4 separate regions of the Homo sapiens genome follow, and regions 1, 2 and 3 are each linked to region 4. Evidence: chromatin loops called from intact Hi-C (ENCODE). Cell type or tissue: PC-9. All regions are shown on one strand. Links, peaks and the distances in the headings refer to the core of each region. The heading gives the core; the rest is flanking DNA. Region 1 has its middle 91 kb from the start of NEBL-AS1. Region 2 has its middle 96 kb from the start of NEBL-AS1. Region 3 has its middle 76 kb from the start of NEBL-AS1. Region 4 has its middle 20 kb from the start of NEBL-AS1.

What was found. A loop is a pair of places that touch in the nucleus more often than their neighbours do. Peaks named below come from ENCODE experiments on the same cell type or tissue, not always from the same donor. Only the 100,000 strongest peaks of a DNase experiment are listed, where the experiment ranks them.
Region 1: a loop joins it to region 4, with 10 times the contacts of the local background. A loop is called at or near these places in 5 of 110 quality-filtered maps.
Region 2: it touches region 4 in a loop (7-fold over the local background); 4 of 110 quality-filtered maps call a loop at or near these places.
Region 3: a loop joins it to region 4, with 3 times the contacts of the local background. A loop is called at or near these places in 5 of 110 quality-filtered maps.

Annotation. Positions count from the first base shown.
Region 1 is chr10:21,079,148-21,087,258 of GRCh38, forward strand. It overlaps a transcript of NEBL not described here. Among named protein-coding and RNA genes, the nearest start is that of NEBL-AS1, 91 kb to the right of the region's middle. RefSeq lists a silencer at 5,415-5,568. In PC-9, for the core only: no CTCF peak of the experiment used is centred there; a DNase peak (open chromatin) is centred at 4,904; H3K27ac peaks cover 1,554 bases.
Region 2 is chr10:21,265,546-21,273,656 of GRCh38, forward strand. It overlaps a transcript of NEBL not described here. Among named protein-coding and RNA genes, the nearest start is that of NEBL-AS1, 96 kb to the left of the region's middle. In PC-9, for the core only: a CTCF peak has its summit at 4,632 (motif pointing left); a DNase peak (open chromatin) is centred at 4,596.
Region 3 is chr10:21,094,305-21,102,415 of GRCh38, forward strand. It overlaps a transcript of NEBL not described here. Among named protein-coding and RNA genes, the nearest start is that of NEBL-AS1, 76 kb to the right of the region's middle. RefSeq lists an enhancer at 3,296-3,590. In PC-9, for the core only: no CTCF peak of the experiment used is centred there; a DNase peak (open chromatin) is centred at 3,367; H3K27ac peaks cover 3,161 bases.
Region 4 is chr10:21,190,244-21,198,354 of GRCh38, forward strand. It overlaps a transcript of NEBL not described here. Among named protein-coding and RNA genes, the nearest start is that of NEBL-AS1, 20 kb to the left of the region's middle. In PC-9, for the core only: no CTCF peak of the experiment used is centred there; DNase peaks (open chromatin) are centred at 4,498 and 5,308; H3K4me3 peaks cover 1,074 bases; H3K27ac peaks cover 2,495 bases.

The sequences.
Region 1 (8,111 bases), core at 2,112-7,111, 110 kb before region 4:
CCTTCTCTATTAACTATAGCCAGAGCCTCCCATGGGACATGGCAAATCTGGGAAAGTGTCCTGGGTGCATCCTGGTGGAGGGGATAACAGGGCAAGACCAGAAAAAGAAAGAAAATGAGGAGGTGAAGAGGCAGTAGTACCACCATCTTGAGATTTTAAAAAAATACAAGATAAAATGCAGGGAGCACAAATCTTTGGTAGGCTCTCATTTCTGTGATTTATTTGGCAGGTGCTTTCATCTAAACCTCCCAGCACACCTGTGTGAGGACCTTGTTTTGGAAGTGAGAAAACTCAGGCTCACAGGGCTTAAGTAACTTGCTCAAGAGTGGGCACACAGAATTTGTGGATCCAGGACTGGAGCTTCAACCTTTTCTCCAAGTTGGCAACACCACACAGCCTTCAGAGGGCTTTATAAAAATAGGGCTCCCAGTATAAACATAGGGAGGCTCAACAACTTCTCACCCAAATAGAAGGACAAAAGTGGGCAGCTTCCCTCTCAATAAGATCTATGGTTCTCATCTTCACCTATCTGCCCCGTAAACACACAGATTGAGCTGCATATTCCTTTATTTATTTTTCCTCCTTTGAGATGGCCAAGGCTGTTAATTTTCAAAAGATCGCAGTTATAGAAACATTTGGAGGAAGGACGTGCACAGACATATAAGATCATTATTTGTTCTTTGTACTCTGCCCCACCACCCAAGGTAGCTCCACCTCTGTCCTACATTGAACTCTCCTTTTTCATATAATAAAAGAAAATCACTAGAAGCCTTGAACAATGACCAATATAGAATCCTCAGAGAGGGGCGGAGTATAGATACTGTATATCAATAAGTCTTACGCTATTGCTTTGAACAGCATGTATTATGATCCTTTCCTGGTAAGAAGAGAATTCTATGATGTCTCAGCTAACTCAGAACATAAATCTTCACAGGTGAACTGTAAAGCATAGAGAGACGGTTCTGGTGGCTGTGATTTTGTAATAAGCACATAATTTATAATGCATATAAAATATGGCTGACCATAAAGTAATGAAAGCGATTTCTTAACAGCACAACACATAGATACAACAAAAGCATGTCATCACTTTCTAAATAGATACTTTGGATATGATATCCATATTCTGTGATCTTGAGACTGCTCAAAACTCTGTGAAAATTCCTCTTTTGATATTGCATTCCGTGCATGAGACATATATTTTTGACTCTTCTCAATTGTGGTAAATATTCATACTTTGAGGGCGAATTTCATTTTTGGGAACAGCTGAGTCATTTGGGACTAACTCTGGCATATAAGCTGGAGAAAATTGAATCAAAGACAAGATTCATTCATTGAATAATTCAACAACTATTCTGTTGGATGCTGTACAATATGAAGTTAGCCTTGGATCTTAGGGTCTCACAGACTAGAGGGGAAGATAAGCATATACATAAATCATTGTAATAAAAATAATTTTCCCACAGAGATTTATGCAGCTCTGGTTGCTTTTAACTAGGACTACAATGGAAAAGAAGCAAGGCTGGGTTTCTGGATTGGGCTTGGAAAGTGGTTCTAAAAACAGATCTAGAAGGAGGTGTCCAACCTGTTTGAGTAAATGCAACTTTGATGGAATGATTATATACCCTCCCAACAGTGCTAATTCTGGCTTATTCAGATATTGATATTCTGGTAGGTGTCATTTTTAAAATGTGATCTGGTTTTTTTGTTTGTTTGTTTTTTGTTTTTTGAGATGGAGTATCACTCTCGCCCAGGCTGGAGTGTGATGGCACAATCTCAGCTCACTGTTAACCTCTGCCTCCTGGGTTCAAGCCATTCTCCTGCCTCAGCCTCCCAAGTAGCTGGGTCTACAGGCATGCACCACCACGCCTAGCTAATTTTTGTATTTTTAGTACAAACAGTATTTCACCATGTTGGCCAGGCTGGTCTCGAACTCCTGACCTCAAGTGATCCACCCACCTCGACCTCCCAAAGTGCTGGGAATACAGGCATGAGCCACCACACCTGGCTGATCTGGTATTATTTAATAGTCACATTCCAACCCCAACAAACTGCAATCATGACTTGATAATCAAATGATGCAAAAATTTTCCACTGTGTTTTTCTAAGCTGGCCTAAAATCAATGGGGCCACCATTTGAGTTGTGGGGAGCTCCAGCAGCTGGCACAGGATGACAAAGGCTTTCATGGGAAGCAGGGGAAAGGCAGTCAGCCATGGGGATGTGAGGCTTGTTATGCACAGGAGGGTTGATCAAATAAGTAAACACATAGAAAAAACCAGGAGCCAGGTTTCTCATCATGGCTCCTAGTGGGAAAACTGAAGGTGGAGATATTGGTGGGAACTCATTTTTAATAGTACCTATAATAGATAAAGAAATTGATATTTAACACACACATATAAACACATACATTTCCTAGCTGTGTCCACTGAGAAGGTCCAGGAGCAATGACACTCCAATAGCAACAAGCATACTTAATGTCCCTAGACGGTTGGTTTCCAAAGACTGTTCTTCACTAAAAGGAATCAAGCATCCTCGGAGAAGTGATTGATTCCAGGGATGGGGGAGGAAAAATATAAGATAAGTCTGGAACATCTCTACTGTGCCAGAAAGTAAGGATGTACCCAAAGAATGATGGAATTGTGTCATAAGGACCTGGAAACTTGCTCATAAGGGCTCCCATGGGCCAGGTGTGGAACAACTTAAGGATAGAAATAAATCATGATAGTGATGGATTATAACCCATTGAATAAAATATGAAATTGAAGTCTATACCAATAAAAATAAAAATACATGAGCAAATTAAAAGTTTGATGAGGTCCAGGATACATCATGTCAATTACCTTCATCAAATGATGAAAGTGAACATCACCAGGTTTGGTGCCACCTGATAGGATACCATGAAAAGAACATAGCACCCCTTTCATGAAATCCCTGCCAACCATGCCTAACCTGAATATAACCATGAAGAAACATCACCCAAACCGAAACTGAGGAACTTAACTGGGCTTCAAAAGAGTCGTGAAAGTCACCAAGCAACGAAGGAACTCTTGCAGGTTAGTGGAAACTGAAGGAACATGATGATTGAGTACAAGGCATCATTCTAGATTGGATCCTTTTGCAATAAAGAATATTTATTTGGGCAAGTGGCAAAACTTTAATGGGGTCTGAGGATTAGATCACAGTGATAAATAAATATTAGTGTTCTGATTTGGATGGTTAGAATGTGGTTATGTAAGAGAATGCCTTGTTTGTGAGAAATACACACTAAAATATTTGGCAATGAGGAAACATCATTCTGGCAACTTACTTTCAAGTGATTTCAGGAATAAAAATGTTCTTTGTAGTGTACTGAAAATTTTTTGTAAGTTTGAAGTGTTCCCCACCACCACTAAAAAAAAAAAAAAAAAAAAAAAAAAAAAATTAAGACTGTGTAGAGAGAGTGGAATAAATGGTCCAACTCAGCAATGGGCTATTTCCTCACCTAATTCCGATGCCCATTTTGATCCTATACCAGTGAACTATCACAAGGATGGAAAAAGTACTGTACTTATCACAAAGGACTTGAAAATACATTTATTTAAGAAGGGAAAATTATGGGATATGCAGGAGGGATGCATTTTTTTTTTTTTTTTTTTGAGACAGAGTCTCACTCTGTCACCAAGGCTAGAATGCAGTGGCATATTCTCGGCTCACTGCAACCTCCAGCTCTCAGGTTCAAGCAATTCTCTTGCCTCAGCCTCCCAAATAGCTGGGATTACAGGCGCCTGCCACCACACCTGGCTAATTTTTGAATTTTTTTAGAGACGGGGTTTCACCCTGTTGGCCAGGCTGGTCTCGAACTCCTGACCTCAGTTGATCCACCCAACTCAGCCTTCCAAAGTGCTGGGATTACAGGCGTAAGCCAGCGCACTTGACCTGAATGCACCCTTTCTTTGGTGACTGTTTCATTAAGCAGGAGCGCAGTGCTGAGGAGAAACATTTACACTTACCAGATGCCATCAGAGCCCCTTTGGTATAAAAGCCTTAAAGATTCTTTAGAGAATAGAAACACAAATAAGTTAGGAAGGCCTATCAGGGAAAATGCTGGACAGCATAGCATGACCCCAGGGTAAGCAATAGTCGATTTAAATTGATTTCACAAATGGACTTTCAAAATGAAACTGTGTAGTTGTTGTATTTGACTATCCAGGAAGTTTTTGTCCCTTCTTCTGGGCACTCATCATGTCCCTCCACCCCAGTAGCAGCACCCCACCTCCTTGTAGCAATGATCTGTTCAAGGGGTACACTGAGAACCAAAAGAGCCCGTCTGAGTTCTTTCTGAAATATTTTTGCAATGCTTGAAGAAGGAAACTCTCTCTTTGCACTGCAGTCACTTAGCTAAGATCATCAGCCACTATATACCGCTCCTCTCAGAGAAGTCCTCGGTGGAAGAGAGAGAATAACGCCAGTGTGCAAAGAGGAGGCCAAGGCAGGAGGATCACTTGAGCTCAGGAGTTCGAGAACAGCCTGGGCAACATGGCAAAATCCCGTCTCTACTAAAAATACAAAAATTAGCCAGGCGTGGTTGCGTGCAGCTGTAGTCCCAGCTACTTAGGAGGCTGAGGCAAGAGGATGACTTGAGCCCAGGAGGTGGAGGTTGCAGTGAGCCATGATTGTGCCACTGCACTGCAGCCTAGGTGACAAATGTGCAAATGTGCAAAGGCAAGTTGGGAAGGAAGAAGCTACACTCTTACAGGTCTGCCTATGACTGGAACAGATACTCTGGCATCCTTCCAGAGGCAGCGTACCTTTTCTTACTGAAGAGCCTATGGCCTGGGCTTCTCTCATTTGTCCCCAGAGAGTCCTGACTAATACAATTGTCATCTTGGGAAAAAAACCCTAGTATAAATAACCTGAATTTCCAGCACAGTTCCCAAGTATTTGGGTAGCACAAGCTGGTTTTTCAGGCCCTAATCACCTGCTGGATAAACCAGCCACTGTGGTCCCAGATTGGGTATTAAATTCTGCAGTCCAGAGAGATGGGAGTGGCTTTGAGACTTTCTCAAATTTCTCTGCACCCTTCATTTAACCGCAAGTGGTCACAGTGTGTGGTTTATGCGTTGAGTGTTGAATGCAGCTATACATACATTGTTGCCTCATTCACAGATTGCTTTATGTCTGTATGGCTTGCCTCCTCAGTTACACTGTAACAGTTTTATGGGCAAGAGTCTATAGTTTGTTTCTCTCTCGCTGCAATCACTGAGTAGATACTCAATAAACAAGATTGAATGGGTAGAGCAAATATAAAAGGCCAATGTTAAAACTAAGTCTCAGCCTGTAATCCTAGCTACTGGGGAGGCTGAGGCATGGGAATCACTTGAACCCAGGAAGGATCCCAGGAGGCAGAGGTTGCAGTGAGCCGAGATCGTGCCACTGCACTGCAGCCTGGGTGACGGAGCAAGACTCTGTCCCAAAAAAAAAATAAAAAAATAAAAATAAAAAACAGCAACAATGAAGTCTCTTGAGGGAAATAAAACTAAAGAGAGTAGAAGAGTTCAACCAGAAATTAGAAATTCACAGAATTCAGGATGGACGTCTAAGAAATACTGAATGAATGAAATAACCTTGCCTTCTCCCTCCTGCTCCATTGCCAGCAACATTCAAGCCAAAGCACAGGGGCATACGCACTAGCACAGAGAGAACCCGGTTGCTGCCAAGACTCAACATGACTTTACCACCTGGTCTGGTCATGGTTCTTGGTCAACTCATTAGGAAGCTTGGTGGGGAGTTTACGCATGGCTAGCCCTGTTGCACATGAATGCTTTTTAGAAAAGAGACCAGTGGGTTAGTGCGGAAAAATGTGAAAGGGTTATGCCAATCTGATTTCCTCTAGCCTATGGTAGTGTCACTGGGCTTGTCACATTCACTGTGCCTGAATAGCTTCTTCCCAGCCACCAACCAATACCACTTGGAAGACAAACCTACCAGCGATTTTGAAAGAATTGCCTTCTAAACTCGCTTGATTTTCATGTGAGGACCCATTATATTTCTCACGCTCCATCACATGCTAATCTTGAAACATTTATATTTCTTCCAAAAGTAGAATGCCCTTCTGAGATTTTACTAAGTCATAGCTACTTTCTTCTCATTGTTTTAGAGATGTGGAATTTTTCCAATTGTGCATTTTCAGTTAATTTGTTTTAAAACAGCACGTAGGCCAAGTATGGTGGCTCGTGCCTGGAATCCCAGAAGTTTGGGAAGCCGAGGCGGAAGGACTGCTTGAAGCCAGGAGTTCGAGACCAGTCTGGGCAACAAAATGAGAACCTGTCTCTACAAACAACAAACAAACAAAAAAACTTAATTAGCCAAGCATAGTGGTGCACACCGATGGTCCCAGCTACTTGGGAGACTGAGGCTGGAGGATCATTTGAGCCCAAGAGTTAGAGGCTGCAGTGAACTATGATCATGCCACTGTACTCCAGCCTCAGCGACGGAGTAAGACCTTGTCTCTAAAAATTAAAATTAAAATTAGAAATAAAACAACATATATACAAAAGCTCATTTAATTAATACATTAAAGCAATTTTCTACATAAATATTAAGAAGTGTATATGTGTTAAAGTAAAGTTTTGTTCTAATATAAATGCACAACTATGAAAATATATATAAATGTAGGACCTCATGGCAACAGGACAAAAGAGGCAAAAATATGCACTTCTCATTTACATCTCACTCGGCAGGGCAGGCAAGTCTCTCAGATATCATGAATAAACATTTAAAAATGTTTAGATATACAGGAGGAGCTTTTATGGAAATCTGCATTTTTTTCATTTGGGATTTTCTTAAAATGGGCTGTATCTGTACTTTTCCTTGTCTTCACAGTACTTCTTTGATAAGATGTACTTTGAAAAAAAAATCCATAAATATGTGTGTTTTCAACCAGGAGAATCTGGCGTTGTATTGGTGTACTAATGTAGAAAACAAGCAAAAGAGACTAGGCAATGCAGTTTGTTGCCCATTTTCACAATTTCCATAGGAATTAAAGAGTTCGACTCCGTGTTGTTATCATTTAGGCCCACATGAAATAGAGCCCTTTTCTAGAAGTGTTTAGAAATATCCCAGAAAAATATTAGCTTATCCAAAACTGCACGATTTGTGTAAGGAGAAATCAATGACATAACAGATTTCTCATTTTTCTGTCAATTGTGCTAAGACCCTATAACTCAAACAAGGTGATGCTATTTCCAGATGGCTATAGCTGCTCCCTATAGGTTTCCTCTCAAACATAAAAGTTATTCTTTAAAAACACTGCAGCCAATGAATGATATAGAGAATTTCATTTCTGAAGGTGCAAATTAGAAATCAGTGTCTAGTCGGGCATGGTGGCTCACACCTGTAATCCCAGCACTTTGGGAGGCCAAGGCAGGAGGATCACTTGAGCTCAGGAATTTGAGACCAGCCAGAGCAACATGGTGAAACCCTATCTTTACTAAAAATACAAAAATTAGTCATGTGTGGTGGTGTGCACCTGTAGTCCCAGCTACTTGGAAGCCAAGGTGGGTGGATGAGTTAAGCCAGGGAGGTGGAGGTTGCAGTGAGCCATGATCGTGCCACTGCACTCCAGCCTAGGTGACACAGCAAGACCCTGACTCAAAAATAAAAATAAAAATAAATTACTGGAAATCAGACTTCTAGTGAAACTAAAAACCAATGACAAAGACAGATACCAGTTTGCTGAAGAGTTCAGTCATGTCTCTTATGACTGCCACCCATAGGGAATGTTCTCTGCCTGAAAGATCTCCCTGCACCCCAACACCAATCCCAATCAATTTGGTTGTCTGCTCAACTACCCATCTACACTCAGCAGAACCATTAGTTTTCCAAGGGATGTCTCTTAACCTACCACCCTCCCTCACCAAGAATTTGCCTCTCTCTCTTCTGAGCTTCCATCTCACCAACTGTATATTCATTTCCAGTAAAACATATGACACAGTGTCACATTTATTTATTTTTCTATCTCTGTGAACTCCTGGAGAACAGGGAAAGTTACTGTCTCCTCCCCAGACCCCCCACCAATGATTAGCAGTGTCTATTTTAGTCAACAATAAATATTTGCTCACTAAATAAATGAGTC
Region 2 (8,111 bases), core at 1,603-6,602, 75 kb after region 4:
TTGATGCAATAATTCAAGGGCACATAGTTTATAATAGAAGAGAGGAGAAGTGAAACAGGAAAGGGAAGAAAGCCAATAGTGCGTTATCAAAGTGGCCACTGTGGGCACCTGAAGCTCAGTCCCACCTGGAACCTGGGAAACTGTATAAAACAGGCAACAGTACGCTTTTCTGAAAAGCCCAGACAGTAAATATTTTTGGCTTTCCAAGCCAGGCAGTCTCTGTCACAACTACTCAACTCTACCACTGGAATGTGAAGACAGTCATAGACCATATGTAAACAAATGATCATGGCTGTGTTCCAATAACACTTTTTTACAAAATGGGTGGTGGCTGGATTTGGTCCTTGGGATTTAGTTTGCTGAGCCCTTGTGTAGAACACACCTTGGAGTTATCCCAACCAAGGGTGAAGAAGTTGGAGTATTTATCAACAGACTCTAATCCGTCATTGGTTAAAAATTGCTTCTAGGAGCATTAATTCTTCAGCACCTCTGGCTGCCCCTGCAGACCAGTGGAAAAGCCCCTCGATCCTGCTGCCCCCCATATCTGATCGATCACCAGGTATGCTGATTTTTTTTTTCTTTTTTGCTAGTTTCTTTTTGTTTTTGTTTTGTTGAGATGGGGTCTCACTCTGTCATCCAGGCTGGACTGCAGTGATGTGATCTCAGGCTCACTGCAACCTCTGCCTCCCAGACTCAGGTGATTCTCCCACCTTAGCCTCCCGAGTAGCTGGGACCACAGGTGCACACCACCATGCCCGGCTAATTTTTGTATTTTTGGTAGAGACAGAGTTTCGCCATGTTGCCCAGGCTAGTCTCGAACTCCTGAGCTCAAGCAACCCACCCAACTTGGCCTCCCAAAGTGTTAGGATTACAGGCATGAGCCACCACTCATACAGCTCATTACTCACGGTAGTTAACGTTCTAAAACATTGCTGCAAGCACTGACTTAGCGAATACTCAATGGAAGATGCTGCTCAAGGCAGGCCCCAATTCCCCACACCCACACTGCATGAGGCTCTTCCCTCACCTGAGTCCCAGGGTCGAATCTTAAGAGGATGTCCTGAGAAGCCTTGGTTTGCCCGTGGATCCACACGGTGCTCCCTGGGGGGACTCTTTTCAGATGCCTGTGTCTCTTTTCAAACAGCCCAGAATCCTCAGGGGAAGCACTAAGGTGAGCATCTCTCAATTTCAGCAAGGGAGAAAATCCCAGCCTTGGTTTTCAATTGATGGAGTTTGAGGGGCTTGTTTTGGAGACAGAGTCTCACTGTGTCACTCAGGCTGGAGTGCAGTGGCATGATCTCAGCTTACTGCAACCTCTGCCTCCCGGGTTCAAGCAATTTGCTGCCTCAGCCTCCAGAGTAGCTGGGATTACAGGTGTGCACCACCATGACTGGATAATTTTTGTTTTTTTTGTTTATTTGGGGTTTTTTTTGTTTTTTGTTTTTTTCAGACGGAGTCTCACTCTGTCACTCAGACTGGAGTGCAACGGCGCGATCTCGGCTCACTGCAACCTCCACTTGCCAGGTCCCAGCAATTCTCCTGCCTCAGCCTCCCGAGTAGATGGGATTACAGGTGCTCGCCACCATGCCCAGGTAATTTTTTGTATTTTTAATAAAGATGGGGTTTCACCACATTGGCCAGGCCAGTCTCAAACTCCTGACCTCAGGTGATCCGCCCACCTCGGCCTCCCAAAGTGCTGGGATTACAGGCATGAGCCACCACACCTGGCCTCTAATTTTTGTTTTTTCAGTAAAGACAGGGTTTTGCCATGTTGGCCAGGCTGGTCTCAAACTCCTGACCTCAAGTGATCTGCCCACCTCGGCCTCCCAAAGTGCTGGGATTACAGGCATGAGCCACCATGCCCAGGCTGCTGTTCTGATGTGTCTTATTTGGATAGTTGGGAAAAAAAACTTTTCCCAGAAGCACTTTCTTCCCACCCTCGTTGTGGAGACATGGATCACAGTCAGGGCTGCTGTGGGCCTACACTTTGCCTTTATGCAAACTGGAGATGGGATCCTCTTTCTCACGCAAGACTTCTCCTTGGAGACACCCCTCTGGTTGAATTTGGGAGTGATTGTGTGTGTACATGTTCCCGACAGTGTGGTCTCAATGGAAGATGCTGAGAGGGATTTATGATCTAAAACTGCATGGTCCAATATGGCAACCATCAGCCACATAATGCTATTTCAATTTAATATTAAATTAGTTAAAATTAAATAAAATCAAAAATTCATTTGTTCGTCAGTTGTACTGGCCACACTTCAAGTGCTCAGTAGCTACATGTGGCTAGTGTCTGTTGTATTCAAAAGAACATTTTCATCAACACAGAAAGATCTATGGGACAGAGCTGCTCTATAATTCAGCCAGAAGGTCAGAAGCTTCATGCCTGAGCACTCTTGTCAGTTAATGTATGTGTATGATGTGAATGATGCCCTCTTAGGTGTGGTACCTTCGGACTGTGTGCAACATGAACACCGATGTGTGGCGCCCCAACTGCATGCTCATTCATAAACCAAGACTCCTAGGATTGCCTTGGTCTTAGACCAACCAGGAGTCAGTCCTGGTGTTTGAAATACCTCCTCTCACTGCATGTGACCACTCAAAAGAGAGTGGAAACTACAAAATCAAGACTGCGGCAACTGAAGCTGGACGTGGGATTATGCCTGTAATCCCAGCACTTTGGGAGGCTGAGGCAGGAGGATCAGTTGAGGACAGGAGTTCAAGACCAGCCTGCACAATAAAGCAAGACCCCTGTCTCTTCGAAAAATAATTTTAAAAAGTTAGCCTAGCATAGTGGCATGGTGGTATGCACCTGTAGTCCCAGCTACTTGGGAGGCTAAGGCAGGAGGATCGCCTGAGCCCAAGAGTTTGAGGCTGCAGAGAGCTGTGTTCATGCCACTGTGCTCCAGCCTGGGCAACAGAGCAAGGCTCTATCTCTAAAGAGTAAAAAATACATTAAAAATAAAAATTTTAATTTAATTTTTTTTTTTTTTTGGGAGATGGTATCTTGCTCTGTCACCCAGGCTGGAGTGCAGTGGTGTGATCTCGGCTCACTGCAACCTCTGCCTCCCAGGTTCATGCAATTCTCCTGCCTCAGCCTCCCAAGTAGCTGAGATTACAGACACGTGCCACCATGTCTGGTTAAATTCTGTATTTTTCAATAGAGACAGAGTTTCACCATGTTGGCCAGGCTGGTCTCGAACTTCTGACCTCAAGTGATCCACCCGCCTCGGCCTCCCAAAGTGCTGGGATTACAGGCATGAGCCACTGCACCTGGCCAAAAAAATTTAAAAAAATTTAAGAGACTTTGGAAACAAGAAGATAGGGTGGATTACAATTGGCATACAACTCATAAGGTGATCGTATGAGTTAAAATAAAACATCCAGAGCAGTGTGTATAATCCCTAGAGCATAAGTACCTAAGGGATCTTAGCTTAGGTACTTTAATCATAATCATTATTGACTGATCATCGCATCTCCATTGTGGTTTGACCACCGCCAGAGCAGAGTGTCTCACAAGAATGCCAAAGAAGCACTGTGGGGATCCCCATTTCCTGCTGGGCACAACAGAGCAATGGAAGACACTTGTCCCATCTTCTCCCATTGTGGCTTTCCATGAGGGCATTCCTAAGTGTCTTGGCCCTCTGGTACCCAGGGGCCTTCTGAGTCCTCTAAGAGGGGTTGGTTGTGTACAACAACAGCAGATGCTGAACTCCAAGGGCTGGCCGAGGCAGCCTGGGCCAAAGAAATTGGGCCCTCCTCCCCCTAAATGAGAGTGCAAATGAACATGCCTGTCACAGCCACCTCCAGAGAGATGAAGGCAGATTCGTAGAGATGGGATCTCCCAGATAAAACCTTATAAGAGCTTTGGGCTTCTTGGGAAATAGTCTCGATGAGCACAACAAACAGAGTTGCTTTTATCTTCTTCGCACTCTAAAGACTGAGTGTTTAATATTCCAAAGCAGGCCAATTTGTCAAACAAAATAATGAACGTTCGTGGTTAGAACTATGCAGCAGCATCAGACACTTTGACTTCAAAGGCTACACCCTCTTTCATTATCAAAGATTACTAAATATCAACACATTAGGATGAAGCCCACAGTTCATTAATGCTGAATATAATTGCATCAGGCTGTCCATACTGGCTTTTCCACTGGGCTGAATCTGTTGTTTATGGAGATTTGCTGTAGGGAATATATTTGCATATATAGTGAGAGTAAATGCCTAATAGAGGAAGAAGTTTACCTCTAAGGTGGTGGTCTTCCCTACCAGACTGGGTCTCCAGGCACAGCTCTCTGCCACCTTCTATTAATCTCATTGTCACTTGACTTAGAGCAAATACAAAAAAGTGGTTAAGACCCAGCTAGGAAAATGGGTCAATGTACGGAATTAACCTGAAAGAAATTTGAGGAGTTCTTTGTTTGTTTTCAAATTCTCTATTGCTTCTGTGCATGAACTCCATGTAAAATTGCAGTAAGAAAATTATTTATGTCTGAAACAGGTTAAAATATCTTTCTAGACATCATCTTGAATTTAACCACAACTGTACTTGTATCCCCAAAGCAAAACTCTGGAATTCCACTGAATGGTGGCATCATCTGGTGGACATAAATGATACTGCAACTCCCCTACAGTTTCTGTCATCCCTCTGTGAGAAATATTAATTTCTTAATTGTGCTAAATTACTCAGAAATTATCGTAAACCACAGAAGTTTCTTCTATTAAGCATCTTCAATTAAGCTGCACATCTCCAAATTGGTATAGCCCTCCTAGACTGTCATAAAACTCTTATAATCTGATAGAGTCTGAGACTATTTTCCATATTTTTTTTTTTTTTTTGAGACAGAGTCTCACTCTGTCACCCAGGCTGCAGTGCAATGATGTGATCTTGGCTCACTGCAACTTCCACCTCCTGAGTTCAAGTGATTCTCCTGCCTCAGCCTCCCATGTAGCTGGGATTACAGGTGTGCGCCACCACACTCAGCTAATTTTTTGCATTTTTAGTAGAGATGGGGTTTCACCATGTTGGCCAGGCTGGTCTCGAAATCCTGACCTCAAGTGGTCTGCCCACCTTGGCCTCCCGAAGTGTTGGGATTACAGGTGTGAGCCACCGCGCCCAGCCCATAATTTTTAAATTGTTTGGTATATAGATCTTATCTCACCCCAGCAGGTCATGAACTCCTTGAGGACAAGTCGTTCAACTCTTTTTTATACCTCATACTTCCTACTATCTTAGTGGGTTCTCAATAACGACTTGTCCAGGACCGAATAATTCACACAACGTATGGATATGTACATTAAAGAGAACAGAATGTGCAACTGCAAGTGTACAGAATTTGGGGACAAAATCCCAGGGATCTCCTCATCTCTGTTGGTGAGACTGTAAATTGGTACAGCCATTATGGAAAACAGTATGTCAGTTCCTCAAAAGACTGAAAATAGAATTACCATATCATCCAGCAATCTCACTTCTAGGTATATATCCAAAGGAATTTATATCTCCACTCTTGTGTTCACTGAAGCATTATTCACAATAACCAAGATATGGAAACAACATAGAAGTCCATAGACCAATGACTAGATCAAGAAAATGTGGCATATATACAATGGAATATTATACAGCCTTAAAAAATAAGGAAATCCTGCCATTTGCAACAACATGAATGAACCTAGAGGATGTTATGCTAAGTGAAATAAGCTAGACACAGAGAGACAAATACTGCATGATCTCACGTAAACTTCTAAACAAACTCTAAAACTTCGACTCCTAAACAGGTTCTCAAGAAGTTGAACTCCTGGAAGTAGAGAGTAGAGAGGTGGTTGCTAGCGGCTGGAGGGCAGACGAAATAAAGATGTTGGTGAAAGGTTACAAAATTTTAGTTACAAGATTAACATATTCCGGGTTTCATGTACAACGTGGTAGCTATAGTCGATAATAATGTTTGTATACTTGAAACTACTAAGAGAATAGTAAACAGATCTTTTTTTTTTTTTTTTCTAGATGGAGTTCCACTTTGTCATCCAGGCTGGAATGCAATATTACGATCTCGGCTCACTGCAACCTCCACCTCCCAGGTTCAAGCGATTCTCCTGCCTCAACCTCCTGAGCAGCTGGGACAATGGGCACCCGCCACCACGCCTGGCTGATTTTTGTATTTTTAGTAGAGACGGGGTTTCACCATGATAGCCAGGCTGGTCTTGAGCTCCTCGCCTCAAGTGATCCACCCGCGTCAGCCTCCCAAAGTGCTAGGATTACAGGCGTGAGCCACTGCGCCCTGCCGAGAATAGATCTTAAATGTTCCCACCACACACAAAAGAATAGTAACTATATGAAGTGATGGATATGTTAATTGTGGTAATCACTTCATAGTGCATATACATATATCAAAACATCACATTGTACATCTTAAATAGAAACAATTTTTTTTTTGAGATGGAGTCTCACTCTGTCACCCAGGCTGGAGTGCAGTGGTGTAATCTCAGCTCACTGCAAGTTCCGCCTCCCAGGTTCACACCATTCTTCAGCCTCCTGAGTAGCTGGGTCTACAGGCACCCGCCACCACACTTGGTTAATTTTTTTTTTTTTTTTTTTTTTTTTTTTAGTAGAGACGGGGTTTCACCATGTTAGCCAGGATGGTCTCGATCTCCTGACCTCGTTATCCACCCACCTCGGCCTCCCAAAGTGCTGGAATTACAGGCGTAAGCCACCGCACCCGGCAAATATAAAAAATTTTTACGTGTCAAAAATAAACAAATACACCTGCTGTAGTGGCTCACACCTTTAATCTCAGCACTTTGGGAGGCCAAGATGGAGGATCGCTTGAGGCCAGAAGTTTAATACCAGCCTGGGCAAAATAGCAAGATCCTGTCTATACAAAACCAAAAATTTTTGAATTAGCCAGGCATGATGGTGCACATCTGTAGTCTCAGCTACTCACGAGGCTGAGGTAAGAGGATCAACTGAGGCCAGAAGTTTGAGGTTACAGTGAGCTATGATCACACCACTGCACTCCAGCCTGGGCAGCAGAGCAAGACCATGTCAAATAAATAAATACATAAATAACAAAACACCAGGGGTTCTTGCTCCAGATCCTCCGTTTGATAGCTGTGTGGCATTTGAGCAATATCTACAAGTTGCTTTTTGCATCTGTAAATTGAGTATATTAATAGCTCTCTTGCAGCATTATCTTAAAAAATCAATGAGATCATTGGAGTGAAAGAGGAGTGTCAACTGTGAATCATTATTAGTTGCTCTTACTGTCCTTTATCTTCCTCCTCCCTGGACAGTTGAGCGTGCATTTTTTGCTTTATTGATATTATGTCCATCATGGTCATTGTGCCATAAAATGGCAAGATAAATTGTCCCTTGAAGCCAGGATCATGCTGGCCATCTCTCTTCTTGGATGTACAGAATAGACAAGGCTCCTTCTTACTCTGCCACCCCGCCCCAACCAAAACAAACAAACAAAAATCTAGGTACAGGAAAGAGGAAATGTGACTTGGCAGCTGCTCACCAAAGACAACTGGAGTCATCTACTTGATTGGAGGTTCCACATGATGAAATTGGACAGCCACAGGGTTGGGAGCTTGTGGGCCCTCGGAGGAGGTTAATAGAAGGGCAGTTTGTGGGGAGGTGAGAGTTCCCTCTCGCCCCTCTCATATCTGCTCTAAACCAACCACATCTAAGACACTATTTATACCTTTGAGCACCAACCTGTAAAATTTCAACAGGAGGAAGGATCCCAAGCAGCAGATTTCTCCCTTGGAGAGCTGGTCTCCAAGAGAAAGAGGGAATTGAGCTTCAGGGAAATAGATTTCATTTCTGTATAAGAATAAATTTCCTAATAGTCCTGGAGGGAGCGGGACAGAGGGTATTCCAAGTCTAGGGGACTTCCTCCCACTGAAGCTAGACAGAGGGGCTAAGCATCACAGGGCTGGTAGAACTGACCAGCCTTTGGGCTGAGATCCAATTTGTGAGGCTGTGGTTTCCAGTTCAGTTGACACTGAGGAAGTGGACAGTCCCTCCCTATCTACACCCTACAGCCTCTGCCAAGTGTTGCTCTGTGGACCAGCCATGAGGATTCTCCAGGGAAACACAAGAAAGACCGCCT
Region 3 (8,111 bases), core at 1,407-6,406, 96 kb before region 4:
ATCCTGGCTAATACGGTGAAACCCCGTCTCTACTAAAAATATAAAAAATTAGCCGGGTGCAGTGGCAGGCGCCTGTAGTCCCAGCTACTTGGGAGGCTGAGGCAGGAGAATGGCGTGAACCACAGAGGCGGAGCTTGCAGTGAGCCGAGATTGTGCCACTGCACTCCAGCCTGGGAGACAGCGAGACTCCGTCTCAAAAAAAAAAAAAAAAAAAAAAAAAAAAAAAAATTAGCCAGATGTGGTGGTGGAGTGCCTGTAATCCCAGCTACTCGGAGGCTGAAGCAAGGGAATCACTTGAGCCTGGGAGGCAGAGGTTTCAGTGAGCTGAGATTGCCCTAATCCACTCCAGCCTGGATTTTTGTTGGAAGAAACAAAAAAGGCTAAAGAAGACCAGAAGTCTGCTCCTTTGTAAATGGGACTCTTGGGTGGTGGCATGAATATTACAGACTCCTGTTAACATCAGATGACAAAGCAAGGTCACCTCTTTGCTTCTAAGTCTCACATTGTAAAATTAATTTCACCGAACCAGATTCAGCAATTGGAAGAATGGCAGTATCGTAGGAGAGACTAGAACCCTCTCGTCATAGTTTCCCAGGTGATGGTGAAGAAAATCCTTGGGCCAACAGACAGAACACAGAAAACGCTCCCTATAATTAGGTGAAGGGATCCAAAGTGTAGGTGTGCCTATATCCATAGTAGTGTATTCAAAATCTGACACCACTAAGCATTATGATCTGGGAACCACCTGCATCCCATTGAGAACTCACTTAGATAGAAAGGTTTGTTTCCAATTCACATTCCAAGGCCTCATCTCAGACCAACCAACCATATCAGAATCTAGAGGTGGGGCCCATGAATCAGCTCTCTAGACTGTTCATAAGTCCACTAAGATTTCAGAACCCCTGCCCTGAAAGCTGACCCTCACAAAAGTTCCATCCAACAGGGAGTTATCTAGGGAGTGGTAAAAGGTAAAGACATTTGGCCCAGGTAGTGATGGAACCAGGGAAATTCTAGCCTAAGAAAAGCAGATAAAAGATAAGACGAACATGGTCAGAGTGATGACCGTTGACAAGGAAAGATGGCCAGGACCAACTACAGATTCCCTTCGATGTAGAATTTTAAAATTCTAAATCACTAAACTTTTGGGAAATGCTGAGTTAAGGGTGTTAAACGGTGCTATTAGCATAACTGTACCTTTTAAAACCAAATCACTAAACTGCTATTTAAACTGTTAAGCTTAAGGATTTTGAAGCTAATCGGATTATTTAGGATGTGATTTTAATGTAAGTAGAGTCCAAACAAGAATGGCAATTTTCTATTAAATCTTGAAGGTTTTTGAAATCAATTCATCTTAAATCTGAATTTGGGGCACTTGGTGCTCAGAGAGAAAGGGACATCTCAGTGGCATCTGTCTCCTAGTCACTGGTTAGCTTCATCTTGATGCAATGAGATGTAATATATTCCCTTCAGCTTTTTGAGAAAATGACAAGGAAGACTTGGGGTTATCTCTCTCATGCCTCCCTCATCCATGAGTCCTCTTAGTACTGTTCAAAAGATGACGGAACTAGAATGTAAGAAAACCTGGGTTCTGAGCTCTACAAATCCCCTAACTAGACTGGATAAGTCATTTAACCTTGGTAGGTTGCAGCTTCCTAGTCAGTAAAATGAAAAAGTTAGACCAGATTATCCTCTGGCTCTAACATTCGAAATGTAACATTACACACAATAGTGATGCTGTGCTTTAGGCTTTAAATAGGATTAAATAGATCCCATAAGCATGTCCATTTATTTTCCCCTAAAGAGAAATGTAATATGTCAAAATAATCCTGTTGTTAATATTGTGACTTGGAGTGGAAAAAGCATACATGGAAAGAAACAAACACTACTGTGGACTTCAATACCACTGAGTTCTAGGATCCTCGTCCTTCCCTCTCTCTTCCCACTGTCCTTTGATTCCCTGCCTTTCCCTATTCTCATCCTCAGTCAGCTAATTCCCCTTGTTGGATATACATGGAATATAAACCATAATACAATTTGCATATAAAACTCGCTTCTCAAAAATACTGTTGAGGCTAGTATCTTAGATTAGCCTGAAGAAGTTGTTTAAAAGCCCTTTTATTAAAGAGTTTATTTAAAGAAAAAAAACAGAATGTTTACACGGGCTTTAGAGCAACTTGGTTTTGAGTGTGTGTGTGTGTGTGTGTGTGTGTGTGTGTGTGTGTGTTTTGAGACAGGGTCTCAGTCTGTCACCCATGCTGGAGAGCAGTGACCTGATCATAGTTCACTAAAGCCTCAAGCTCCTGGGCTCATGCAACCCTCCTGCCTCAGTTTTCCCAGTAGCTGGGACCACAGATGCTCACCACCATGTCTGGCTAATTTTTACAATTTTTTATAGAGGTGAAGTCTCACTATGTTGCCCAAGCTAGTCTCATACTCCTGGTCTCAAGCAATCCTCCTCCCTCAGCTGCGACAGGATTACAGGTATGAGCCATCAGGCCCGGCCTGAGTGTATATCTTTTTAACATAGATTTTGGCTAGTTTCATCACATTGGTCTTTCTTTCATTAACTTATCTCTCCTTTTTGCATCACTCTAGACCCAGCTATTTCATCTGAGCTCCCCACAAATTCCTCTACCCTTCTCTATTACAAAAAGGCTCAATCAAAAATCTCCAAGGCATCCTTAAAAAAAAAAGGTAATATTTCCTGGCTTATATTTTATTTAAATACACTTGTAGGAGTTTTACCTTCCCAGATACCACTACTTTGGAAATTTTCACCTCCACTCTCCTAATACTTTATTGTTTCCAAATAAAATTTATAATAATTATTCATTGCCTCTTTGCAAATAAAATGAGCTCAATATCCGGCCAGGTGCGGTGGCTCACGCCTGTAATCCCAGCACTTTGGGAGGTCCGGGGGGGGGGTGGGGCAGATCACAAGGTCAGGGGTTCGAGACCAGCCTGACCAACATTGTGAAACCCTGTCTGTACTAAAAATACAAAAATTAGCCAGGTATGGTGGCGGGCGCCTGTAATCTCAGCAACTCAGGAGGCTGAGGCAGGAGAATCACTTGAACCCGGGAGGTGGAGGTTGCAGTGAGCCGAGATCACACCATTGCACTCCAGGCTGGGCAACAGAGTGAGACTCTGTCCCCAAAAAAATACATAAATAAAATGAGCTCAATACAATGGTGTGTCCTTTCTGTTTTCTATAGCAATAGGCTGACCTCCATTTCAGCATGGCTTAAATGAGTCATTTTGTATATTGCCAGGCCCTGGGCTCTGCCTGTACTATTCTGGTTACATCATTACCCACAAAAGATTTACAAACAGGTTTCCATGGCAAGCTACAAGAACAAATGAAAGAAGTCCAAGAGAAGTGTAAACAGAAAAGATAAGTCTCGGTCAATTTCTGATGAAACTGGAATGCAAGCTACCCAAAGCAACGACTTCAATCACCACAACTGAAATGATTGTCATTCCCCTGAAACACGACAGGAACCGCCCAATAAATGAAGACATTGGACTTTTTTATGGATGTAATAGTCACAGCTCCATGAGAAAGACTCTAGTAGCACAAGGGCAGTCACCTTCTGTATACCAATTTTTTTCCTTGTTTAATGGTCTAGACAAGTGTTACTGCTGTAATTTGTGACCCTACGTGAAATGAACATTCGTAATAATCTCCTTTTGAATCTTGATGTTTTCTGTAACCCTGGTAGCTAAGTGCTGATAACAACAATTATCTAAATGTTGCAAAAGGATGAAATCAGTAACAATGGGTCTACTGAAAAGAGGCAAAAATGTGAGTGGATATGAATTTATAACAGCAATAGGGCTAAAGCTGCAGGGCCCTTTCATGTAGGAGGATAGCAACACACACACACACTCATTCACATACACACACATTCTCACTCACACGTGCACACATACGTACACACACTTGTACACATTCACACACACTGTCACACAGAGAGTGCAGAAATGAAAGGAGACATTTTCACGCATCCACACAAAAGACAAAGATCAAACTATGACTCTTTCCTCTTTGCAGCCCTACAACTCTTCCTATCACACAGCAGGTCATCAATAAATGCTCATTGAATTGAAATATGGTACCAAATGCAGACTCAGGAAACCCAATGGTATTTAATAATTATTATGCAAATAAAACTGCATCTTTTCACACAGAAATAGGGGTGACTTGTTCTACCTCCCTTAGTAATGAGAAGCCATTCTGGACATCTTACTGCTAGACCTGGAATAATTTCTTGTTTCTCAATTCCCTCTCTTAAAAATTCCTCCCTTCCCAATCAATCCATGAAGATAAACTCAGTTCATTTGGTGTCCTACAAGATTGTTACAGGAGCGCATAAATACACTCCTATATACATATGTATCATCATAAGCTGAATGTATATAGAAAACAAAAAAAATTAAGGAAGTCCTCCTCTGGCCAGCTTTCCCCCATGGCCTCTCACTTGAACAGTTGTTTTGCCTGTAGCCACAGGTTTAGCAAAGAAATCAAAGTGAGATAAATCTAGCCAGGCATGGCGGCTCACACCTGTAATCTCATAATCCCAACAATTTGTAAGGTGGAACCAGAAACATCACTTGAGCCCAGGAGTTCGAGACCAGCCTGGGCATCACAGCAAGAAACCACACCCACCAAAAAAAAAATAGCTGGACATGGTGGCACACACCTGCGGTCCTATCTACTCGGAAGGCTAAGGCGGTAGGATGGCATGAGCCCAGGAGCTCACGGCTTCAGTGAGCCATGATCGTGCCACTGCACTCCAGCCTGGGTAACAGAGAAAGACCCTGTCTCTAAAAATAAAAATAAAATCAAAACAGAGTGAAGCATATATACCTTTTTCATAGACATATCATTTTTTAAAATGACATGAACCTACTGAGTAAATTATTAAACTAAAAGTGACGGGTATGAATTCAATGATTCCCATTTCTTCTTCTATAACCTCACACACTGAGTAGCCCACCCACCGACATGGCTGCTTTGCTCAGCTTGCTTCCCTCCTCTCCTTTCGCGTCCTCCCCTGTCTGGTGCCAGCCTGTGTTCTGTCCCTTCACACCAGCTTGCCATTGCTATTCCTGCCATCTGGAGTCGGTTTTCAGTATCTCTGTCTCATCAGCTCTCCATCTATTTTAAAATATCATCTGAAAACATATGTTCCCCCAACCACCACCCCTTTCAATTTCCTCTCTGCTTTTATTTATTTCATCTTGACTTCCTTTAGCTCTGAAAAACTCATCTGATTCACTTCAGAAAACTGCTCTACAAAGGGCCGTAACTGCATTTGATATGAAAGATTGTAATCTCTCAGATTTGAAATATCTCATATGAGTGGCCAGCACATGTTCTTCCATTTTATCTCCATGAAAGGATGGAAGGAGGGAGAAAGACTGTGAGCCAGGAAATGAGGGTATTTCCAACATTAAAATCACCTTGAATGTTGCAGATCAGTTGCAAGTGTTCACTGTTGCACACTCCTCTGTTGAACAAGGCCAAAGAAGCCAGCCCAAGATATTACAGTCACTGAAGTTTTGAAAGCAGGCTGTTCTGAACATCTTTGTAAACACTTATAACTCAATAAGAAACTGTTGAACCCCTATTTAGGTTTGCCAATAACAGAGTTGCAAAAAAATAAAATAAAATAAAAACAAGAAGTCCTCCTCAATCCTTTCTATTTCCCTTAAAAACACGCCCAATAACCTGGCCTAAAAAGAAACAAAACCCCAAAACAGGGAGGGGATGAATGTGCTTAGACACCCACTCAGTCAAAAACTTCCATTTCCAGACTGCCCGGCCATCACATTCTATTGACTCTTTAGTTTCCCTAATTAACCTCTGCTGCTGTGATCACCCCCTTTTAATTCTCTTGGCGAGCATTTACTAAGCGTGTGTGGGATGTGTGGTACCCGACCATTCCCCACCATCAGCCGGTCCTTTTCCACGCTGTGCTGTTGACTGTGTTTCTTTCATCCCACTTGCCTTTTCTTTCTTTATTCCCTCTCGCCACAGTGAAGAAGCTGAAAAATGAGGAGCTCACTCGCAAACTCTGCTCCATTGTCAGCTGTGCGGGCTGCCGCAGTTGTTAGAGCTGGAAGAATCGATGTTGCTAAGCAACACTTTTGCACCCTGTGTAAAAGATAAAGAGTGCAAAGCATGGCTCTGAGGATGAGGCCGTCCAGTTTCCCGTGAACCCTGGGGGGCTGACCTCTGTGCAATCAACAGAAAAATGTAGATTCTGTTAATACAGGGCTTGGGGAGGAAAGTTCTTCAATTTTCTTCCTTTTTCTTTAGATCATTTCTAATTTTCTCCAAAAGAAATATGACCTGATGGGCAAAGAGATGGATATCAAACCCCTAGTTTGGGTTTCCAGGATTGGTTTTGCTACAGATTTCCTTGTTGAACAGAGCTACTTCATTCTATATCCTTCCATGACTCCGTTTCTTCCCTGTGAAAAAGTGGAAATGAAAATCAGCTGCTTCACAAAATTGTAAAAGTGAAGTACTCAGCAATGACTAAACTATTATCCATTAGATGATGATAACAAATTTCCTGTGATTGGTCTCAGATGGCTCTTGTAACAGTTTTTGTTTCTTTGTTTGTTTTAATCGAAGTTTCCATTCCCACACATCGACCTTTCACGGGAACATTTTGTGGCTTTTTTTGGAAGGAAATACTCACCAGAATGTAACTTTAGAGACACAGGGGAGGTTATTTCCTTCATTCACAGGCCTGAAGCAGAAGTGGATGGACCAGGGATGGGGTAGAAAGGTGAGCCTGTCTCCTAGCCACATGACTCAAGTCTCCCCTCTGTGTCACTTCCTGAATTGAGGCAAGAAGTGAACAATCGGGAGACATTATGATATCATTTTCCATGAATTCTAATCATCTGTAAGGCTACAGCTTCTGTGATACTCAAATCCTTCCCTGTGGCTAAGGCTGCTAGGCAGCCTCACAGTATCGATTCTCAGTTCTTCCAAGGTAAGACTTCATGCCCAGATCACGTGCAGGCAATGTGGTCAAGTAACAGCTCTGGCTAAAACAATCCACGCAGAAGTGATGGGTAGAAATTTCTGGTAGTAGTTTTCACTCCTCCTTCTGCTACCCCTTCTTGTTAGAGGGAAAGTGGACATGATAAGAGCCACTGTGAAACATCTGGACAAAGGCAAGACCTAGAGACGGTGGGGAAAAAAGAAAACAAGCCTGGGTCCCTAATGGTTTCCCAGAGCAGAGCCCCTGCATTAGCTAGGACTTAGGTGACAGAGAAGTACATTTCCACCTTGTTTAAGCCACTGTTGTTTGGCTTCTCTGTCACTTGCAGCCAAACTCAGATCTTAAATACTATGTACCCCCACAATTTATGTTCCACTTCAGAAGCTCTTCCAGACCCAAGGAGTGTCAAGCACGCCACTAAAACAACTTTGTGCCCAGAGGAAACTCCAAATGAGCTCAATAAGTGGAAACTGTAATAAGATCTACCACTTACTGAATGCATCTTTCCACTATACCAAGAAAGTGAAGCACTTCTCATCTATAATTCAGTTTAGGAAACATCACGCTTTGACTAGCCAGCATCTATTTACTGAGCACCACTGTGTACAAAGCATTGTCCAAGACAGAGTAGAAGCCACAAAGGTAGACAGGGCAGGCCTGTCTTCCATAACATTCTCATAGGTGTGTCACAAAATGTAGCATTCCGTTAAGGGCTTAATTAAACTACCTGTAACTATCCTGAACAATTCATTTTACTTCTCTGCAATGTCAAACATCATTCCTAAGGTCTCATCTGCTCTAAATGTCCAGACTTCTACCACAACTGTTAATAAGCTACTTAAATGTTTCACCAAAGGCAGAAGTTAGGATTCTTACCCAATGCACAATCTAAACTTAGTCTCGAAATTCTCTATATCTTCTTTTTTTAACAGCTTTAATAAGATATAATTGGCTCACAATATAATGCATATATTTAGAGTGCACAACTTAATGGATTTTGATATATGCATGTCCATGAGACTATCACCACAATCAAGATAATGGACGTTTTCATCATCAACTGTTTCCTTGTATCTCTTTGTAATG
Region 4 (8,111 bases), core at 1,602-6,601:
CCAAGGTGGGAGGATCACTTCAGGACAGGAGTTTGAGACCAGCCTGGGCAATATAACAAGACCCTGTGCCTACAAAAAAAAAAAATGTTTAATTATCCAGGCATGGTGGTGCATGCCTTAGTCCCAGCTACTCAGGAGACTGAAGCAGGAGAATTGCTTGAGCCTGGGAGGTAGAGGCTACATTGAGCTATGATTGAACCACTGCACTCCAGCCTGTGCGACAGAGCGAGACTCTGTCTCTAATTAAAAAACAACCAAAAAACCATCCTGGATCTGGTACATCTCTGAGTAGTTAATAAGAACTTGGAAGGCAGAATCGTCCAAGGATAATTTAAAGTAGATGCTCTACTTGTTGATTATTAGAAGTGAATTATACAATGCAATTAATCTCTTAATGCAACTTGGGTGTTATAATCTGCTTATACCAAACATTTAAAGGATCATTAAGAATAGATTTATTAAGAATACAAGATCTAGAGATCCAAACTCTTCCTGATATTGAAATGTCCTTGTAGAACACAGAAAAATGATTATTATGCTTGTAGAATAAAACAAAATGCTAATTTAACCAGCAAGTACATAAAGCTATGTAATAGATTTGTCCTTTTTATTAACCAACTGTATTTTATTGTTTGAGGTAAGTAATATCTGAGGGCTTCCAAATTACCTTCTTATAATTCATCTTCCTCCTCTCTCTGAGGACCAAGAATAGAACATTTCCAGAAAGGAACTAGGCATTGCTTTCTGTTCATTTGTTCCTTTAGAAGTGTTCCCCCATTTATAATTAATAATGCCTGAAGTATTTTTTATTGATGGAGGAACCTTAAACTACTTAGAATAAAGGGATACAGTTTCATATACAATATGTTCTGTGTTGGGCTTAGGAGCATCCACAGGTGTTCTTACTCAATTTGCCAATTTCCCACCTGGGATCTCACCCCCAAGTACTCTTAAATCTGATATAGTTTTAATGAACACTCCTAGGAGCTTATGATATGCCAGCAGTAATCTAAGCACTCCACATGCATTGACTATGCCTCACAATAACCCTACTAGTATTATGATAACCCCATTTTATAGATGAGGAAAATGAGGCACACAGTGTATAAGTAACTTGCCCAAGATCACATAACTAGTAAGGCAAGAATCTGGATTTTCATCCAGACCATCTGGCTTTGGAGTTGAATTCTCACCCACCGTTCGATATTAGGATGAGCTGAGCCTTCTTTATAGTACATGGATACCAGGTTAGGAAGTCAGAGTCAAAATTTTTCCTATCAATGGAAGTTCTTATCTTTGGAATGTCCTATCGTATTGCCAGGACAACACCTGAGTTTGTTGTTACTTTGCTAGGCCTATTCAGAAGGAAAGAGTGAAACCAGCATTTGCTACTGGCTTCTGTGATTCCATTATGTAATTATTTGACCACACGCCCAAAGGCTTTAACAATAGGTACATTATAACAATATTGTTGCTTTTAGCTGAAGGCATTCTATATGGTGAGTCACTCTTATCAAAAACCAAATCTCATCAATTTCAGAATCATTTTCCCAGCCCCTCCCTTTGTAAATATGACATGCTTTCCCACAAAGCATTTGATGATCAAAAGCTTCCCCAACTTCTAAAACTAGAAATGATGCAGGAGACCTAGAGACAGTGGGAGGCATGAAAGAATGACAGTCAAATATCTGTAAAACAAAGTTTTTAGAATATCTCTTTTACAGGCTTAGCAGGAGTATTAAAGGGTTATTGATTGCTCTTCTCAAAGGGGTCCCAAGGTTTTTGTTTCTTTAATGACCTACTCAGTAGAGGGTATCTTATGGGTAATCCATCATTCCCAGGTTCTCAAAAAATCTGCTTCTTAGTAGATAAACTCTTCTAGGCAATGCAATTTCTAGACACTTCATTCATTCATTCACTCATTCCCTCTCCTAATTTGATAGACTTTTTTTTTCTTTTTTTTTTTGAGATGGAGTCTCTCTCTGTCACCCAGGCTGGGGTGCAGTGGCACGATCTCGGCTTACTGCAAGTTCTGCCTCCTGGGTTCACACCATTCTCCTGCCTCAGCCTCCTGAGTAGCTGGGACTACAGGCACCCACCACCACGCCTGGCTAATTTTTTTATAATTTTAGTAGAGATGGGGTTTCACCTTGTTAGCCAGGATGGTCTCAATCTCCTGACCTCATGATCTGCCTGCCTTGGCCTCCCAAAATGCTGGGATTACAGGTGTGAGCCACCGCGCCCGGCCAATAGACATTTTTTTTTAAATGCCAGTCATTGTGATAAACATCAGGAATAAAATAAGAGGGTACAATTTCTGGCCAGGCGTTGTGGCTCACACCTGTAATCCCAGCAATTTGGGAGGCCAAGGCGGGTGGATCACTTGAGTTCAGGAGTTCGAGACCAGCCTGGCCAATATGGTGAAACCCCATCTCTACTAAAAATACAAAAATTAGCTGGGCATGGTGGTGCGTGCCTGTAATCCCAGCTACGAGGGGGGCTGAGGCAGGAGAATTGCTTGAACCCAGGAGGCAGAGGTCACAGTAAGCCAAGATCATGCCTTGCACTCCAGCCTGGGTGACAGGCCTCAAAAAAAAAAAAAAGAGGACACAATTTCTGACTTCAAGATGCTCACAGTCTAAAAACAATGAAACATAAAAAAATATACAAACACCTTGAATACCAATGACGTGATGAGAGTCCCTAGAAAGACTGACTCCGAAGGCACACTTTATTCCAGAGGTGGAAAATCTCCAGGACTGACTCGATGTTGAATGTTCAGCGATAAGAAGTTTGCTGGGCAGTCAGGAGGGAACAGAGCACTGCAGACAGAGGGAAGAGCGTGTTCAAATGCACTGAACAAGCTCCCAATGCTCCCAGGATGTAGCAACCCAATCACAGGGATGGGGTGGAGTGGAAGGCTGACAGGGAGGAAGAATGGGAGAGAGAAGGTAGAAATATGGGGGAAGACGTGGGTGAGCACCTGGAGACCTGGAAGCTACAGCAGCCAAGAGATTCAAGGAAGCCAGAGATCTGAGCTCACACAGCTAGTAGCTGGAACTGGACAGAAAGTTGATTATTGGTGGCTGCAAAGAAATTTGAGAGCCAGAGCCAAAAGCCTGAAATGGTCGGAAACCAGCAGGGGTGCAGGAGTGATGAGTTGGGGAAGCTTCAAAACCCATCCCCACTGAAATCACCATTATCTATCCCTTCATCACCCACGCTTGGATGATACAATCCAAGTTTTAAGGGCTACACTAGCTGTACAAACACTATTTCAAGCCAAGTCCTACAGAGCTCCTTCCAACCAGATTGCTTGTCCAAAGCCCTCCTCTATAGAAATTCTAGAGCAACCACTGAGCAACAGAAGGACAAAGGGAGAAAAAGGTATGAATTCCACAACCTCATTTTGAGTAATAATTGATAATAATTATAGCTGATATTGATTGAGGGCTTACTCAAGCACAGTACCATATATTTTCCTTGCATTGTGCCCTTGATTCTTTATACAGTCTTGTAAGGAAGCCCGTAATGGACTGTCACTTACAGTGTAGCCATGTTTATTTGTTGTTGTGGAGATTTCTTCAGCACAAGAATTATCTGCTGTTGAAATCCAGCATCTTTTCACATGCATATTATTTTTAAATGTTGCAAATTCAAAGATAAAATACTATCATGATATTTCTCCCATTGAAGAATGTAGCTTCCCAAAACTAAAATGTATTTTTAAAATTTATTTATTATTTTTTGAGACAAGGTCTTGCTCTGTTGCCCAAGCTAGAGTACAGTACCGTGATCATAGCTTACTGCAGTCTCGAACTCCTGGGCTCAAGTGATCCTCCCTCCTCAGACTCCTGAGTAGCTGAGACTATAGGCATGCACCACCATGCCTGGCTAATTTTTTTTTTAATAGAGATGGGATTTCAATATTTTACCAAGGCTGGTCTCGAACTTCTGGCCCCAAGTGATACTTCCCCCTCAGCTTCCCAAAGTACTGGGATTATAAGTGTGAGCCACTGCCCCCAGCCTTAAGTGTATTTTAAAATATTTAGATTCTACAAAGTTACAATAAATACTGTCAAGTCTAGCAACTCTTTTTTTAATAGAAAAAAAGTTATTGAAGTAAGCATTGATACCAAAAGCAAGCCACGTAACTGTTTAACAACAAATCATTAAATCATAGAGACTTTGACTATCTAACTGTTCATTTGGAACTAATTACTAATTTTTATGACCTCAAGTTCAATAACTGATCACCTTTAAAGAATTATTTTGTAATCTTTGTTATTATGAGAAATACAGTGTACTCACTTAAATGTTGTTTACTTAAGGGAAGGGCACCTTTTTCTAAGTCTCACAAAGCCACTATATGGGCCAGCAGCTGTCCTGGGAGTGGAGCCAAGAATAGAGAAAGGGAAGTCCTATACCCGTACTTTGAGGCCACACAGAGCCTCTCCCCAGATCTGTCCTGCACAATCCAATTACATCAGCCAACAAATTCCTTTCAGTTTTGCATAAGCTACTTTGGTTCAAGTTTTCAATCATTTGCTACCCCTCGCCCCGCCGCCCTGACCCCCACCCCCTGCCGCAAAAAAATACTAATACACAGAGCTATGTAGTCAGATGTAATCTGACATGACTCACTTCAGGGAAATCAGAAAGGAAGCTAATGATGTAGATCAAGGGAAAAATGGGTACTGTTTGTATAAGGCACCTGTAGTGGGGACAGATTCAAGAGGTGATCAAAGCCAGACTGGATAGAGAGAACTTGAACACGAATGGGACACAGGAGAGAAGTGCACGGGAGTCATTGAAACGACTCCCACTTCTAAGTACATTTTAGAATTTCACAAATTATTAACTAATAAAATTAGATAATTTCCTAGCCCTGTCAACCCTCCTTTCTCCTATCTAGATGACTGTCAAATCAATCCAAGCAGTCACCCTAGAAATGTCAGTAGATACAGTCATCCTTATGAAAGGAAGATCTTCAAATTTTTGGAGAGACATCACTCAACAAGACTAAACCACAAGGAAGAAACAGCAAATGATAATAAAGGAGGAAATACACCTAGCTCAACTTGAGTGACAGCCATAAAATTAACCCTACTTAGGGTGTTTTCTAAAAACATAAATCTTCAAGTTGTCAGGGTGATGTTCAGCCTAAACATCACAACATATCCAGATGTACAGTATATTCTAGTAATTAAATTGACTATCTGTCACCAGGAAGGACTTTTATTCCCACTGAATATATTCCATCCATGAACCTGCCAGACCGGCTCAAAACATGAGACAGGTGCTTTCAATGACTGGCTAAATACTGGATGTCAGCCATTTAGTTGCATAACTGTCATTCCAAGAGTTGAAAAACAAACTCATCTTCACTGTTTTTATACCATGTAACCACATACCTCCCTCCCTCTCTCTCCTTAGAGTTTAAAGTATACATGCAAGTAATTTAAAATATACATGTGAACTAGTCAAGTTTAAAATAATCACATGTATATTTTATACTCTAGGGATAGTAAATTAGCTCTCAGTAAATTCAAAGTTACCAAAATATACTACAATCCAACAGAAATATTGGTGCTATTTGATATTAATTACAAGCACTCTGTAAATATTTTTTATTCATTTCATAAGGGCTGTATATTCCCACAACCAAAATTAAAGCAATTGATTATACCAACACAAAACCCTCCAAAGAGTTTTGTTTGTTTGTGTCACTGGCTTTTATTTTATTTTACTTATACATTTGTTTATTTATTTATTTTTCAGATGGAGTCTCACTCTGTTGCCCAGGCTGGAGTGCAGTGGCACAATCTCAGCTCACTGCAACCTCTGACTCCCGGGTTCAAGTGATTCTCCTGCCTCAGCCTCCTGAGTAGCTGGGATTACAGGCACGCACCACCATGCCTGGCTAATTTTTGTATTTTTAGTAGAGACAGGGTTTCACCATGTTGGTCAGGCTGGTCTCGAACTCCTGACCTCGTGATCTGCCTGCCTTAGCCTCCCAAAGTGCTGGGATTATAGGCGTGAGCCACCACGCCGGGCCTATATTTTTATTTTTATTTATTTATTTATTTATTTATTTATTTATTTATCTATTTATTTTGAGACAGAGTCTTGCTCTTGTTGCCCAGGGTGGAGTACAATGGCACAATCTTGGATCACTGCAACCTCTGCCTTCCGGGTTCAAGAGATTCTCCTGCCTCAGCCTCCCAAGTACCTGGGATTACAGGCGCCCATCACTAAACCCGGCTAATTTTTGTATTTTTAATAGGGACGGGGTTTCACAATGTTGGCCAGGCTGGTCTCGAACTCCTGACCTCCAGTGATCCGCCCGCCTCAGTCTCCCAAAGTGCTGGGATTACAGGCATGAGCCACCATGCCCAGTTGTCACTAGCTTTATTTTGGCACTATTGATACTGGAGACAGCTCTTTATTTCTGAATCTCTCCACTTGACTGGCTTCAAGGACACTACTCAGCTTGTATGCAGTACCAGAACTCTTCTGAACAATTCATTTGACAAAAAAATAGTTTTAACCACTCATTGGTATCACTTTGACCCAGTCTATGTCAATATCATTAAGCATTCTTTTAAAAGCTCAAGATTTTGCTCTAAACTTTTTCTGTATAATGCTATCTTTCCTCTAATACATGTCCAAGCTTTGCTGCGAAGGAAATGCATGACAGCATTTTTCATGAAGTGCGAATTTTTTTTCTCGGATGTTATTTCGTTTTCTCACATTCCCAGTTAGCAGTTGTGATGGATCTCATAGTTACAAACTAAAAGCATGATGAAGATACATTGGCACAGATTCCTCAGACAAATCGTGGCATATTTAATTTTGCTCTTCCACTTGTGAAAAAAATGGTTACTTCTCTTCTAGTGAATTTTATCCAGTGATTTTCTCTAGCCATGGCACTGAGCCCTGGCTGTGCATCAGAATCCCTATGAGGTTGTTTAAACATACAGATGCCCAGGGCCCTGCTGCCAGGAATTCTGAAGCTGTAGCTGGCATTTGTATATTTAAAAGCTCCACAGGTAATCTTGATGGACAGCCAGGGTTGAGAACTGCTGTTCCACAATATGTCTAGAAGTTTTTCTTCTCAGAGAATGGAGTATAAAGTTGCATTAATTCCCAAATTTTGAAAGCAGCAATTAAACATTGATCCATGTTTGTATATTGTGACTCAAATAGAGAAGGGGGCTGGAGTGAGATAAAGAGAAAAAGGATTACAGCTTTGTCCCCCTGTGAAACCATCCCTAGAAGCTGTATAAAATTTAATCAGGGAAGAAGTGGGGAAGGGGAGAAACAAAAATGAAAATAAGTCAGGCTTACAGCACACTCAGCATTGATCACAAGGTCAGCCTTCTCTCTGGCCTCCTTCCTCATAACTCTTTGGGGACCATTCTCCTAGAAACACATAGACCCTAGATTATGGTTTCCCTTTACAGCTCCATAGATGGCAACTTGAGCATTACAGAATGTTAAGTTTTCCCTTTGAGATATTCTTCCAGGTCCTACATACCAGTGAAACTACTGATGTCGGCTGGTCTTTGAGACCCCATGAGAAGCTAACTCACCAAAAAACGCAGTTTCCATGTCCTGATGATTTCATCTTCCTTACCCTGACCAATCAATAATTCCATTCCTCCAGCCCCTCACCCTCCATGATTCCCTTAAGAAACCCAGCCCAACTCCTCCAGGAGATGGATTTGAGGGTCTCCTCCTATCTCTTCCCTCAGCCACCCTGCAATCATGAAACTCTGTCTCTGCTGCAAACCCTGCTGTCTCGGTGTGTTGGTAAATTACACAGCAAGAAAACAAACCTGTTGGTCATGTAACGTCTGTAGCATCATACCTTACAGTGATCACAGCCTTCACCAGCCTCCTCTGAATACCAGTTTCTTCCCTGTATTTCACAGCTGTCTGCTGCCTGGATATTCCTAAATCCTTCAGCCTGCTAGGTCACCTTGTCCTCTTAGCTCATGAGAAAACTGATGTAAACCCCATTTCATTAACTGGGGGAAATTCAAAGACCTTTTCCATATCTTTAGGATGTATTAGGAAGAAGAACAGGAAGTGTGGAACTGTCATTT